Linked DNA regions of Homo sapiens: region 2 is linked to region 1. The links are chromatin loops, found by intact Hi-C in ENCODE. Cell type or tissue: Caco-2. All regions are shown on one strand. Each heading gives the region's core, and the rest is flanking DNA. Links, peaks and the distances in the headings are about the cores only.

The links. A loop is a pair of places that touch in the nucleus more often than their neighbours do. Peaks named below come from ENCODE experiments on the same cell type or tissue, not always from the same donor. Only the 100,000 strongest peaks of a DNase experiment are listed, where the experiment ranks them.
Region 2: it touches region 1 in a loop (5-fold over the local background); 4 of 110 quality-filtered maps call a loop at or near these places.

What each region holds. Positions count from the first base shown.
Region 1 is chr3:100,074,038-100,078,434 of GRCh38, forward strand. All of the region lies in intron 1 of CMSS1 (cms1 ribosomal small subunit homolog), which reads left to right. All of the region lies in intron 1 of FILIP1L (filamin A interacting protein 1 like), which reads right to left. Among named protein-coding and RNA genes, the nearest start is that of FILIP1L, 38 kb to the right of the region's middle. RefSeq lists an enhancer at 1-510. In Caco-2, for the core only: no CTCF peak of the experiment used is centred there; DNase peaks (open chromatin) are centred at 1,914, 2,374 and 3,124; H3K4me3 peaks cover 971 bases.
Region 2 is chr3:100,022,328-100,026,724 of GRCh38, forward strand. All of the region lies in intron 1 of CMSS1 (cms1 ribosomal small subunit homolog), which reads left to right. All of the region lies in intron 1 of FILIP1L (filamin A interacting protein 1 like), which reads right to left. It overlaps LOC105374010 (a long non-coding RNA gene), which reads left to right. Exons shown (of 5, transcript NR_189163.1): 3 at 992-1,195; 4 at 3,101-3,231. Among named protein-coding and RNA genes, the nearest start is that of MIR3921, 60 kb to the left of the region's middle. In Caco-2, for the core only: no CTCF peak of the experiment used is centred there; a DNase peak (open chromatin) is centred at 2,564.

The DNA.
Region 1 (4,397 bases), core at 255-4,254:
AACTGCGGGAAAAGGTTTGTGGGGGCCTTTTTTTTCCCTTCCCTCCTCCACAACTGGAAAATATGAGGCAGATCTTGTTTATGTATGCTGTAACCTCAAAAAGAGCTGATACGCTGTTGTCATTAAAGAAGAATCCCAAGCTGTTTATCCTGCAGTGGAGTCCGAGAGCTCTAAATCTGACAGCCCCCCTGGGCCTCCAGGCACAGACTGTGGAGAGCTCTTCGCTGCTTTCCCAGGCCAGCTCCAAAATGCAAGGCAAAGGTTTCCGTTGCTGAATCCCTACACTCTGGGAACAGACAAGATGTCAATGTTGTGGCTTTATTAAAAATCAGAGGCTTTCTTCCCTTGTATTAACTTGTTCTTTGAAATCTGTTTTCCAGAGGCCTTTTCTACTCTAAAATGTAACTTGAATACCCATCTTTCTGCTACATTTTTCTCTGTGGATCTCTTATCATGTTCCAGAAATCATTTTGCAAATTTATTCTATAGCCAGTATGTTTGGCAAAATTATAATAAAATAAGCTTTCTTATTTATCTAAAAACTAGTAAAAACTATGCTTGAGAAATACATCTTTCTGTTGAAGTTTGGTTCCCAATGTTTCTTTTAATCTTATTTTCTATGCATGTGCAACATTTGATTTTTTTTTTTTTTTTTTTTTTTTTTTTTTTTTTTTGAGACGAAGTCTCACTCTGTTGTCCAGGCTAGAGTACAATGGCACGATCTTGGCTCACTGCAACCTCTGCCTACTGGGTTCAAGCGATTCTCTTACCTCAGCTTCCAGAGTAGCTTGGATTACAGGTGCGCACCACCACTCCTGGCTAATTTTTGTCTTTTTAATAGAGACAGGGTTTCGCCGTGTTGGCCAGGCTGGTCTCGAACTCCTGACCTCAAGTGATCCACCAGCCTTATCCTCCCAAAGTGCTGGGATTACAGGCATGAGCCAACATGCCCGGCCTGATTTTCTTTTATAATAATGATTTTTTATAAACCTTTGTTTGTATAAAGCTATTTTAATTGCTTATATTTTTTTAGGATATATTTTATTGGTCTATGTTAGTTCCCTTTGTTTTGGTTTATCCTGGGGTCAAACCCAGATTCTCCCTACAAGGATTACATTAGATAGAGATCGTCAAAACCAGAAATGATCAACCTGAAACACTTCCTGGTCAGCTTTTGCTAAAAGAAGATATATCAATGCAATATGATTACCTTTCAAATAATGGACTTCTAATGACACAAGAGAACAATCTAGAGCATGCTAGTTGCTGCCACAGAAATGGATACAGAGACAACCCACAGTCTGGTTCTCATCCTCGTGTCCTTTACCCTACAGGAGAGAAGGGCTTATGATAACGAGCAGAGATTCCACTTTTATTTTAGGAAGCTTAGAGGTTAGGAAGACCATAATTTGTTCTTTAAACATCTCTTGCATTTTTATAAGTTCTCTTACCTTCAAAGCTTTATTCGAAGCTTCGGGTTTTTGCTTTTTACTTCATATCCCAATCTTTGTCTTCTCTTTTCTTTTTCTTTTTTTTTTTTTAACTGTCTCCTATACCCACTGATGGCAGACTCTGTTTTCTTTTATCTTCTTTTCCTTATTACACAAGAATTAAATGAAGCAACATCTATAATATAAATTCTCGGAAAAATTACACAACATGGTAATAACTAATTATAAAGGCAATTTATAGATTTGGGGAGAATTTCATCCCACAGTGATAGTAACATCGTTGGACCTGAAACCAGGACCTATTGATGACTGACCTGGGGCAATTTATCTCTGAGCTTGACTTTTCTTATCTATAAACTTATCTTAAACTCTACAAGCTTCTTGAGCTAATCCTTCTGGGGTATTAGGATTCGATTCAGGAGAGCTGAGTTGGAGCCTAGAAATCTTCATTTCTGATAAGCTCTCCAGGCAATAGGCCCTCAGACCTCACTTTGAAGACACAAAACTATGTAATTTCTAAGATCATTTCCTGCCTAAAATTCTGTGATTCTGAGTCTTCTTTCAACTACATGGCTTTGGGCAGGGCTGATGCTTCCTGGAAACTCACTGTTTCATCTGCCATATGTATAATTAAGAAATATATTTGTTAGTTATCTTGCCCGGAAAACCCTTAAAAATGTAAACAATAATTTTGATCAGAGTTAAGTACCTCTTTTTGTCACTGCTCAGTGGAGGCTTGTCTGTTTCATTCCTTTAATCTCTCATCATATGCTTATCTCTGTAAATATATTTTTCCCTCTCTAAAGGCCTCTCAGATGCTTTTCATCTTTCTGAAAGAATGTTTAAAGCCAAAGTCCAGGTGCTTACACTTTTGGACTTAATAACTGAGCTGTTTTTACTCACCACCCGCCCAACACCCTTCTTTTTCTTTTATCATTGTCAGCATGTGCTGAGCCCCTCTGATGGACAGCTTCACATCTACTTTATGCTTTGCTATTTCTGTTATATTGCAAAATCCTATCTAATCTGTGGGTTACAGTATCTATCTGGTTGCTTTTGACATGCTTTCGAGGTTTCATCCCCACTGAATGTCAGTCTTCTGAGTTATTTTTTCCTGGATACTTGTACTTAATTGTATTTTGCCAGACTGAACTCACTGTGTACTTTACTGTTCATTTTTCTGATCTCCAGGGATCCATGAATATTGTTTGACTTCACCTCTGTTTCTTCTACCATCTCCACCTTTAGTGCCATGTGAGGAACTTATTAATGTAACGTCTTCTCAGATTTCCAGGTCATTAATAAAGTTGTTTAATAAGATCTTTTGTGCAGCCTGGGAATTAGTCAGACTTACTCAGTATTTACAGCTCTGCTATCATTTCTTGCCCACTATTATGTCCTGTGTAGTTAAGGATGCAATAGAGACAAAAATTACTTTTCAAATTACAGTTCCTGCAAGAGATGTCTCTTCCCAGAAGACCCTTTACTGTTCCACATAAGAAATCAAAACTCTCATTTAATTAGAGAGGGCTTTCGGAACAAGGCTGGCCAGGGTACGCTTACATAAGCTTGTTTGCAGATTCCGGTTAGGTCTCCCAAGGTCACAGACAGCTGTGTTTTGCATTTAGCGTCCTTTGAAAGAAGAGTGGATGCTTGGATAGCTTGTACTTGACATGCAAAGAACTTAGGAACTGCATACTTTCACATGTTGCTCGTAGGTTCCAAGCAAATGGGAACACACCATCATGCAGAAACTCTCTATCTGCCGTTATCCTGTGAGCTCCCAATCAGTGATGCATGGTGTTCTTAAGAAGTAGACTCAGGCAACAGCCAAAGTCATTTCTTTCTCTTACAATCTGAGAAGCAAGTATGTTTGTACTTCACTGAGAGTGTTTCAGGACAGCAACCAGTTTAAAAATAAGAGTAGTTAAACAAAAAAGGTGGTTAGCTATTAAGCCATGGCTGGATTTTATAGCACAAAAAGTTAATGCAAGGCAGTGTGTATTTAAGATAAGGAGGATTTAAGGAAATGGAGAGGGGAGAAGAGTAACATTCCAGGTAGAGGAATTGCAAGATAGCCTTCATCCCCACAAGAATTAACATAGTAAAACAGTACAGAATGAGATAAATTCAGTAAAAATAATAAGGAATTGGCTTTGCCCAGTGGCTCACACCTATAATCACAGTGAGGTGGGACAATGAATTGAGCCTAGTAGTTCAAGACCAGCCTGGGCAACATGGCAAGACCCTGTCTCTACAAGAAATAAAAAAATTAGCCAAGCATGGCTGTGCATGTCTGTGGTCCCGCTACTGGGAGGCTGAGACAGGAGGATCACTTGAGCCCAGGAGGTAGAGGCTATAGTAAGCTGTGTTCGCATCACTACACTCCAACCTGGGTGACAGAATAAGACCCTGTCTCAAAAAAAATAAGAATAATAAGGAATTATTAAAATAGAAATTTAGGACACCCAGTTTCACTTACTCAGACTCTAAAATGGAATGTCAGTCGTTTAACAGCCAGCTAAAACATTATTAATTGTACTAACAATATTGAGTTATCCTATTTATAAGTTAGAATTGGGCTTGCTTTAAAAAAAAAAAAGATAATATATGCTGGTTTGATAAAAATTTCATGTCAGTATTTTAGTATACAAACATCATATTGGTGCTAATATATTTGCTCCCATTCCTCAGAACAACTAAAGAAAAGTAAATTAACTTTTCAAAGTGTTGAAGTATATAGGAGGGAAAGTAACAGTAGTTATTGAAATAAAACACCCTCTAGAAATGCACCCTTGCATTTTAGCCAATAATTGATAAATCCAGAGAAAACGTAGAACTTTGCCTAATTTTTTTTTCTGTTACAGTTCTTACATGTAGAACGATGACATAACACATATGTAATATAAAACATAATGGTTGTCTTAATTCTCTATTGCTACATAG
Region 2 (4,397 bases), core at 281-4,280, 52 kb before region 1:
TATCAGCCCTTGGGCTTCACCTGGCCTGTGCATTCATTCTAGTTCCACTGTCTCTGCCTTCATGCTTGTTACGGCACAACTCTGCTACAGTATTCATTCCATTTCTTTGGAAAGGCCTGCAGTTCAACAATTGCACATCCCATTACAGAAACAGCATTGAGCATGATTTTGGAAAAATCACACATATATCTTATATTGGACCTGAGTATTCAAAGACAGTTTCAGACACCCTTGGTTTATTATTCTTTTGGCTTCACAAGTACATTCATGGAATGGACATAGATGAGGGATACCCAGAAACTGGCCAAGCACAGGGGAAAAGAAAGAGGGAGATTCCATTCTGCCTGACTCAGCTGGGATAGGTAGAAAACCTAAGGTTCTTTTTCTTCAGCAGTCATCATATGTTTCCATCATTTGTTCCCATGGTTATTTTCTGCTGCCCAGTTGTTATTTGTACTTATTTAAAAACATCAGTGCATGGGCCTCAAGAGGCAAAGAGAGTTGAGGTCCTACACTAGAGTCAGAATATTCAAAGTTTTGGACTGAGGTTTCACCTCTGAGCCATGCTTTTTTATTACACTACATTTGGCTGAAGATCTGACACTAGATGCACCATAACCATTGCAAAGGCCATGCAATCTCTTGCTTTTTAGATTTCTACTGACATTTTTGCCTGCTGTTAGAGTAGCCACACCTCTCCATGAGTTTCAGGTGTTTTAACCATTTAGGAAAAAGAGGGGAGGGAGAAAGAAATGAATCAGTAGTAAAGAGATGGTGCCTGAGAATGGAAAGATCACAGCTGAAAGTGGAGTATGTGCTACCTTCTGGCCCAGACCAGGTGGCTGGGTGTAGATGGACGTTGTGTGTATCCCCAATGCAGTAACCCTTACAGAGATAATTCTCCCAGTTTAGCCACCACGAAGTATTGTTCTTTGTTTTTCCATAGTGCTTGTCAAAATGCTATGACAACTGACTGGTTTTATGCAAACAGAGCCTGGCTCTCAAGAGACAGTGTGTCTGAAAGTCAAACATGGATGGCAGCCATTGGCACACAAAGGAGTCAGAAACCACAGATTGTTTTCTCGTTGGATGAACAGCTTAAAGCAACGTAAAGTTAATTGAAGAATTCCTTGAAAGTGAAGTCAGACTAAAAAGAAATGCTCCGAGTCTATAATTTACTAAATGTGAAAGAACTGTAAGTGGTATGAGACTAAAACAGTTTCTTGGGGGGAGAGAACATTTTTGTAAACAGATCTGGCTTTTATTTTTGCTTGGGCTGTTTTAATTATTTGCTCTAATAATGTAGATCTCCAGAAGAATCTCTAATTAGGTAAGGCTTGATTTATGGAGTTGGCCTCATATAAACCATGATGTATGTCATGGTATGCTGCAGAAAATTACAGGCCTGGTCTCGCCATTGCAAACTAGTATTTCTACCTAGAACTACTCCTGCTCTGCATGTCTTACTCTCAGGAAAGCAAAGCATACTATGTTCTCCTTCACAGTGCTCATTGCCCAGGTAAACTCAACATATAGTATTACTCATCAAATAATTTTAGCAAACATTTTTAAAACTGGGGAGAGAGGAGTAGAAGAAAAATGCTAGCAGTTAAAGAAATCTTTACTTCCTGGGAACTTAGTAAATACCAACCTATGATTCTCAGTAGAAGTGGGTTCACTCCCCCTTCAGCTGACAGACTGGCAAGGATATGCCAGACTATCAAGAGTAGTGTCTGTGTGTCCCTTCCTCCCACAACTCTAACTACATCTTCCACACTCCGTCTTCAGCTCCTTCCTGGAAAGGTCTTTCAGTGTCATGGTCGCCTATTTCATCTGGTTGTAAATAACAGCCATGGGGCCTCTGTAATATTTCACCATGGTTCTTACTCCCTTTCCCATTGCAGTAGAAGCCTTGGTGTAGAGCCAAGGCCTTTTCTTTGATTATAGGTTTGCCGATTACAATTTCCTAACATTTTTCTCATGTTAATTATACCTTAGTGATTGCATTTTCTATGATTTCTCATTTCAATTTTGTTAAATTTTGGCCCCTATAGAGCAGACTGTAGAAGGAATCCTTCTAGATTTTTACAAATTGTTTTCCTGTCTTCCACAATTGTCTGATTTACATCTGCCCTGAGAGTCAGTTTAAGTCACCTGCCTTTATCAGGTCTCCTTAGACTATTCAATGTACCTTTCATAGGAAGCAACTGTTTTCTTTCATGGTTATATTTCACCAGTTTACATCATATTAAATTATGTAATTATAGTAACAAATCCAACAGGCATAGGCAGGTTTGAGAACAAATACACCTCTAAACAGTTGGAAGAAATGCATGGGATATACTAGTGAGTGACCTTCTAGCCTCTCTTATTCAGCATGTGTGGGCTCAGTCCTGGTTGAAACACAGGGATAGAATTGGTTAAGTGGAGCTCAGTTACGGAGGCTTCTGAATCTGTGCTCTCCACACTGTCTTCATTTTATGGAGGGGGTCCAGGGTGGTTACAAGGCTTGCCCAAGGTCAGAAACATTCGTAGCCAAGCAGGCTATCCTGACTTTCAAGCTATCAGGGCACCAGAGCAGGACTGATATCCTGGGCTTTTAATGTGCTTGTCTGACTGCTGCCAAAGGTAAAAAATGCAAGTTTATCGAGCTTGATTTATTACCACAAAATATCTGTCTTGATGCTTACTTTACCCATAGTTTTTGTGTTACTAATTAACACGCATTTTTCTTTGAATTCTTCCTGATAATAAAACAGACTCTTTGTTATTGTAGGGAGTTAATCGAGGCCGTAAGATTTCCCAATTCTGTCAATGACCATACTTAGCTAAAAGAGAGAAAGGCTGAGTGGAAGAATTTTCCTATGCCTATAGTAGGGCTCGTCCTTCTTGCCACTACACAGCCCCATACTGTTTGTGGCTATTTTTGTTGGTCTAAAGGGCACAGGCCTCTGAAACAAAACTGCTTTTGGGTTTGAGCCAGATGATTAGGTTTGTATTTATTTGATCACATTCACAAACCGTATTTGCTAACTTTCCTAATACCAACTTGGGAAGATTTTTTTTAAATCACTTTCCTTCTTCTCTTCCTTCCTTCCAGTGTTGTCTTCCTTCCCCACCCACTTTCAGAAAGGATTTGATGTTGCCTAGGGTTAAAATAGATAAATAAAATCAAAACCATTAGGATGAATACGAAGGAACGGGGAAAGATGTTATACTCGAATCCCTGAGGTAAGATGGCTTTGCTGTTATATTGAGCAGTGCATTTAGCTCTGAGCTTCCTGGTAGACAAAGTGAAACAAGTCTTTGGGTTCATGTTATTTCTGTTTGCTGAGGAGAAACATACCAGGTCGTCCACAGAGACATTGTTACCAGGCACTTTATTCTAAGCCAGTGATTTTCATGTAAGTGAAGCTAAATAATCATCTAGAATAGGGGATTCACATATACATTAGAGTTTGAGAAGCTCTGCTGTAGTCGACCTCCATTTTTTGTTGGTAAGCCCAGGGAAGATAAATAATTTGCCGGTTACCAGGCTTGGTGGTGATAACACAGGCTTAGAGCCAGTTTGCCTTGGTACCAGCCTGGGCCTCGGAGCTCCCTTGTTTGGAAAGCACAGGTGTAGTGAGATGTGGTATTAGAGCTGGTATGGTCAAGTACCTTACCTCGCTCCCAGGCAATATGGACACAGACTATGACCTGAGTCTTGGGATTTAGACTTAATGAAATCAGAATATGTGAAAGAGGAGTTTTTTTCAAGAAGCTTTTCTTTTTACCACGAGGCTGGACGAGGCTGGACCTCTGTATCAGGATGCTGTCAAATTGCCATAGAGGAGAAATCTGGAAGAGTAGGCTGTAGCAGGTATCCTTTTTATGGCCTGTTTTAAAATACTTTGTCAAAAATGCCCTTCGTTTAGTCAAAATTGTGGGCAAATTTATGTTATATTTTTGCTGCCATGAGTATATGGTAGAACTTTGGGCAGGGATCCTAAACTCAAGCTGTCTGCAGGAAACAGACAGGCACGGACAGCTATTTATTATTCAGAAGGCCAGACATAAAACAAGGAGCAAGGTCGATAGTGAACCAAAGGGCCAGTGTCTTGTCTCGATGGGGCAACTGCTTCTCAGCTCCTGTTCATTTTTTATCATGTGAAAAATGCAGTTATGTAGTTGACCAGATCTTCCAGTATTTTGAGAGGAGCTGGAAGTCTGGATTATTAAATTAAATCTCCTGATTTTAAATGTTGGCAACTCTTTTCTTCTACTTGTTCAAAGCAGAAAACTTGGAGTTGTCCTTCACTCCTGTCTTCCTTTCAAAACCCACATCTAATTCATCAGGAAATCCTGTTGGCTCTATCCTCAAAATATATTCAGAATCTGATCACTTCTTACGGATT